Linked DNA regions of Mus musculus: region 2 is linked to region 1. The links are chromatin contacts, found by Hi-C or POLR2A ChIA-PET in ENCODE. All regions are on one chromosome and are shown on one strand. The core of a region is the stretch at or near the end of the contact, and the rest is flanking DNA. Distances in the headings are between cores, read along the strand shown. Region 1 holds the start of 2900052L18Rik (RIKEN cDNA 2900052L18 gene). Region 2 overlaps Bahcc1 (BAH domain and coiled-coil containing 1).

Region 1 (2,778 bases), core at 17-2,516:
CACAGAACATGGCGGGGTTGGAGACAAATCCTCCTGCCCAGCTTTTAGGGATCCGGCGGTGCTGATCCCCAAGATTCTAAACCGGCTTGAGGAGGAAAGAAACCTCGCGTTCTCGTGTCTAGCAGCAGGCCTGTGTGCAGATGGATTACCGGTGTGCCCTTCTGACCATCTCCACCCGCCCTGGAGGGATAGATCCCACACTTGGAGATCTTCCCGGTCCAGCCTAGAGGACCCGGGTTACGCAAAATCAAAGAGTGGGTGCAAGCTGTCTAGGCGCGCCCCTCCCCCACACTGGCTTCCCGGGTCCCCTCGAGGTTGCAGCAGCTCGGAGGATTGCCACGCTGTGTCCTTGTAGCATCCAATTATTTCTCTCTCTCTCTTTTTTTAAAATCCTTTTCCCTTTTTCTTTTTCTTTTTGAAGGGACGGATGGGGTAAGGGAGAATACTTTAAACGGGGAGATAGATATAAAGATTCCTGGATCGGTAAACAAAATCAGTGAAAGAAAATAGCGAGGAACTCGAATTCCAAGCACTCAGAAAATCTGCGGCTTGCAAGAGATGCTTACACCAACCGAGAACAGGGGCGCTCGCGTTCCGGGGCCTCCCGTTGCCAGCAGCGGTTTCTCCCGAGCCGGGAATCTTCTCTCCGTGCGTGCGAAGCGGGAAACGGCTGCCCGCCGCTGGAGGGACCAGAACAACGGAGCTCACCTCAGGCCAAGCCCGGCCGGCGTTCGCCGTCGGGTCACCACCGAGCCACCGGGAGCCGGAATTCGCGCCCATCCCTCACAGGATGGCCTGATTCAATCGCGTACTGGATCTGCAGGAGATGTGCCTCACCGCAGCTCGTGCGCCCCGGCGCGCAGCAATCACCGCGCTGGAGAGGGCGCAATCCCGGGCTGGCCTCGCGCCTCCACCCCGCAGTCAGGCTTGTGTTCCCCGTCCGGCGGCCTGCGGAGACCCCGGCTTACCTAGAGCGGGCGGCGGCCGAAGCCCAGTCGCTTGCGAGGGGGAAATCCCGGAGTCCCCGCCCGCCGCCCCCATCCTCCCAGGTCAGCGTGGCCCGCAGGGGGCCAGGCCGGCCCGGCAGTGCGCCCGCTTCCCCTTTCTCTTCAGATGCCTTTGATCCCCAAGCTCTCCGCCGCACCTCGGCTCCCGAGCTGCCTGGGTCGGCCCGCGGGGATCCTGGAAACCGTCCCCGGTTTATCTCCTTTCATCAAGCGGCCTTGGGCAGCCTTGAAACCGCGGAGCCAGTAATTGCTTTTTTCAGGAGGCCCGGTGCGGACTGGATAACAGCCAATCAGCGCCTTGTTTACACTTAGTGATGGACAGCCCGCTGGCAAAGTGCCAACCAATCGTGACCGTTTTGCAGAAGCAAGGGAGGCGGGGAAAGAGAGGAGACCACAGATCTCAGATTTAACTCCTTTGTGTCCACGCAGGAAAGAGACTGGAAAAATCCAAAGGAATATAGCTGTGTCGATTGGCATCTACTTAAATACTCCCCCCCAACACACAGAGAAAAAGAGAAGCAGAAATTATGTATTCATCGCCACTAAGACATCACCTCTACTTCTTGAGAATAAATAACATTTGGGTAGGCAACCAAATTCTAACCGAAATATTTGCTTGCAGAATATTTTAAAAGCGCTTTGATTCTGATTATGATAAAGAGAATTGTTTAGAGGCTGTTTTCCATTGTAGAGAGAAATTTGCGAATATGCAGGGACAGGCCCTGAGAAATGCTAAGCATGGTTTTCACACCATGACAACCACCCCTAAAATTATCAAGTGAAGATATTTTTAAAATCTAGGGGCTGATAGAAAAAGTAAATCCTTATCTTGGCAACAGAGCCTCGATTTTCATTTCGATTGTTGCTACGCTGCAAAGTGTGGCGGAGGGAGATAATAATTGAGAGCGGACAGATAGATGGCTGGCGAAGAAAGGTACATCTGCCTCTCGGGCAGGGGGAAGAAGGGCATATATGGAGCCTGTGGGCATGCCTCAGGCAGAAGTGTATTCCTAGTTTGGGTGGGGGGCGCCTGGGAGTGGAGGTACATCAGGGTAACTCAGAATCTGCGCTTGGAAGTTGGGCCTACGTGCAGCAGGTTCTGCCACCTGCCAAACAGACCCTTGGTATGGACAGAGCATCTGGTTTACAGCGTGAGGCTATTTCTTCTTTTTTATTTTGTGCATAAAAACAAATAAAAATGCCCCAAACCTTACACCTGACAAATTATGGAAAAACAAAACCACAAGTCTCCCCTGGACACGGACACCCGTTCTCACTATCCCTAGCTCCTCTCCCGCCCTGCGCCACCACATTCCCATTCAGCAGCAATGATCTGCGCAAAGGAGCTGCGCAGTCGCTGGGCTTGAATTAGGCGCCATCAGGCTTGGTAGTAGCCCTGCTGCTCCCTGATTGGCAGCTCCCTGGCCCGGCGCCAGCCTATTGGGAGGCCTGTTTACGCCGAATGAGTGGCACGAGCTCAGGGCCGTGGAGGGCCGAGCAGCCAATCAGCGCTCGGGCTGCTCCGGGCTGAGTGGCACGAGCTTATTAGTATGCAGGGCCCGTGGCTCGCCGCGCCGGGCTGCAGGTTTGAGAGCCGCTCTGGATGGGCTCGCTAGAGTCGTTGTTGTGGAAGCCGTGCATTCACAGTGCAACAGTCAGCACATTGAAAATACCAATAGGAATACAAACCAAAGTCACATTTACTGATTTAATTGTATTGCATTCAATTGTATCCAGGAAACAGCCTCCAGTAAGTAACTCAAATTGCTTT
Region 2 (2,850 bases), core at 242-2,741, 49 kb after region 1:
GACCACGAGTATGACGCTTGGGAAGGGGAGGCACTCCGGGGAAGTTACTGGGCCCTGTGCCACCTTGTAGGCAGGGACTGTGCAGGAACAGCCTGGAGTCTGGGATCTGCATGGCGCTCATGAGACCTAGGCAGCCAAACAGAGGGGTGAAGCCTGGGTGGGGGGAAGATGTGGTCACTCAGCAGAGGGCAGCACAAGGTGGTAGGGCAAGGGGCAATGGTGATTAAAGCAGCTATGAGTGTGACTGAGGAGGACTTGGGACCCATGGGGTAGCTGGGACCTGCTGCAGGAGCAGAAGAAACCTACTCAGTTGCATGAGGGACAATGTGGGCCTCCCGACCAATGTGAGCAAGGCAGTTAAATCCCAGGGGAAAGCAGAAAACAGTGTCATCCACTTAGCTCTAGATCTTGGGCCGCAGGAACGTAGTTGAGCCCGACTTCAACCTGATGGCCATTACACTCTGAGAGCACTACTGACCGACCCCAACATTCCTCTGCAGGGCAATGCCCTCCAGTAGGCCTAGGGGTGAAGTGTTTTGAGGTTTCTTAACATCCTTTCTGTGGCCCCTAGGAGAGAGGAGAGCTCACGGAGCCCTGCACGGCGGGGGCCTGGCAGGCCAAGAAAGCGCAAACACTCAAGCTCACTGCCTGCCCTGCGTCCCGGGGGCCAGCTTGCCAGAAGTGACAGCAAGAAAGCCAAGTGAGTATCGAGAGGGATCTGTGGGACAGGTCTGGACACCGTGGGGGTGGGGCCACAGTCCCTCTCTGGCTTTAGGAACTGCTGGCTCCCTGCACACAATAACTGAAGGCCAAGTGTGTTCCCTACCAAAACCTGAGGCCATGACACATGTCCTGCAGATAGAGAGCCCTCCCTGTTGGGGACTGGCACAGACATCCTCTCTCCATGTCTGGCTATCAGTATCAGCGCCCCCTCCTGGTGTAACCACAGCCTAGGCTTGGCTGCACCAACTCTGGGAACCTGGCAGTGGCTAAGGTTGTGGTATCACCCCACCGGCCAGCCCTGGCCCCTTGCATGCAGGGCAGCGTTGCGTAAAAGGCTCTTTATCTGCACTGTATAAAGTCGTTGGTCACGCTGCGCTGCTGCTCACGGCTGCCGCGCGATGTTATTATCCATTACCCGCCCGGCGCAGTCGTTGGCGCACTCCCGGGCCGGGTATAATTGTCCTTCTCGGCTACAAATTGCCTCTCCCGGCAGGCCCATTTGCATAAATCCTCCGAGCTCCTCCAAACACGATTGGCGAGCACGCGTGTGCACAGCATCAATCCTGATGATTTGGTAATAATAGTTAAATCGGCACTAAACGGTTCCTTCAATTAAGACAGAGGCAAAAAATTAATCTCAGGGCTTTATGTCACAAAACATTAGCAAACGCAGAGAAGGTTATGGGGTGGGGGAGTTTGTGTGGGCTACAGGCAACGGAGGAGATTCACCATATGGCCGGGGGCCTCGCCAAGATGTCCTGTTACCCTACCCAAGCCAGGTGTCACCCAGCAGGGAGCATAGGGGGTCCCTCTGAGAACCCATCTGAAGCCTTGGGGCTGCTAAGCAGGATAGGGCTATTGGAAGTTGGGGTCCAGTGGACATTGGAAAACCTGCTTGGTGGCAGTGATAGACTCCCCAGACCTCGCTCTCTGCCTCTGGCCAGCTCTGGCCACATTGCCCATGCTGGACTTTATCCTAGATTCCAGCAAGTAAGCTTAACCCTGTAGCCAAGTCACCTATGACCCAAAGAACCCAGAGGCCTTAGGGTAGGGAAGGATCCACAGTCACAACCCTCTCTTTCCAAAGAGAAGGTCTCCTGACCTCCTCCCAGCTCCGGCTCCTGTCCAGGCTCTCCAACTGTGTTCCAGAACCCTGTGAGGGCAGCAGGCCTTGGGCCTGGAGGCTGGGCCTCCTCCATGCAGGAAGTGGGGCCAGGGAAGGTGGCAGGAAGCTGGGGTCAAGGAGGCCCCTAGAGCTGCAGGGGCTTCCTGCCTGGCCTTCCCTGCCTTCAGAGGTCCAGCCTCCTTGTTGGACGGGAAGGTGGAGAGCAGTGTCTGGCCATATGAGGTCAGGGCCCTGGTCCCCGTCTGCCACTCATTTTCATGAGCAGCCAGTTTCCTTCTGTCTCTGGGAGGGCTAAAGGGTTGACGGGTTGGGGGCCAAACCCCAGCCCCTGGTTAGCTGTGGGCAAACAGGCAGTGGTTATTTCCTCACGGGGAGGGGATACTAGGAAGGAAATGAAATCATACATTGAACACACTGGGGTGTCTGGGAGACATGTCTGCCCACATGGCACGAGAGCAGAGGGGTGTGGGGGAATCAAGCAGGATCGCTCTTGCTGTTTCCTCAGTAGCTTCCTGACCATATTGGCCCCTGACCCAGCTCACCCTTGAATGGGGTGAAGCTTGAGAAGTCAAGATTTGAGGGCCCCAGGGACCACCAGGAGCTGGTAGAACGGCTCAGGACTGGTCCGACACCCCCAGGGCCTGCTCTTAACAGTCCAGACAGGAGGCTGTGTCCTGCACGAGGTCTGCCCCTCAGGACACACCATAGTGACTGTAGGAGGGGTCCTGATACCCAGGCCCTGCCTCTGTACCAACCACTACCTTCCCCTAGGGCTGTTCGTGCAAGCCTAAGTCTGCTGTGTGCTGAGCTACGAGGTGATGAGCCCCCAAGGAAGCGAAGCAAACTGGGAAAGAGTCCTTACACTGGCCTGCAGTCCGTCTCCTCGGTGCGTCTCCAGGCCTCTGCCCTCTGCCCTCGCCCTCACCCTCGCCCTCACCCTACGTGAGATGTTAGAAACGGGTACCGGGTGTTAGGCTCAGGTGAGCCAGCTAGGGTTTGGT

What was found. Hi-C counts contacts between places; a loop is a spot of excess contacts on that map. ChIA-PET counts read pairs that join two places held with the same protein, here RNA polymerase II (POLR2A).
Region 2: a map of mouse embryonic stem cell shows a loop between it and region 1 (2.0-fold over the local background). The contact joins the enhancer-like site here to the promoter of 2900052L18Rik in region 1. A Hi-C loop is called at or near these places in 4 of 37 maps with a recorded cell type or tissue (heart and mouse embryonic stem cell). POLR2A ChIA-PET finds 5 or more read pairs at or near these places in 5 of 5 experiments (Patski and embryonic stem cell).

Annotation. Positions count from the first base shown.
Region 1 is chr11:120,230,351-120,233,128 of GRCm38, forward strand. It overlaps 2900052L18Rik (RIKEN cDNA 2900052L18 gene), which reads right to left and starts at 1,267. Exons shown (of 2, transcript NR_151480.1): 1 at 1,145-1,267; 2 at 1-948. Bahcc1 (BAH domain and coiled-coil containing 1) reads left to right here and starts at 2,597. Exons shown (of 28, transcript NM_001347621.2): 1 at 2,597-2,757.
Region 2 is chr11:120,279,499-120,282,348 of GRCm38, forward strand. It overlaps Bahcc1 (BAH domain and coiled-coil containing 1), which reads left to right. Exons shown (of 28, transcript NM_001347621.2): 13 at 1-8; 14 at 572-700; 15 at 2,621-2,735. Among named protein-coding and RNA genes, the nearest start is that of Gm11772, 43 kb to the left of the region's middle. Within about 2 kb of position 1,492, at least 2 of the 3 ENCODE cell types and tissues checked have a DNase peak (open chromatin) inside an H3K27ac peak, as active enhancers do; they include heart, where a contact is called at or near this core.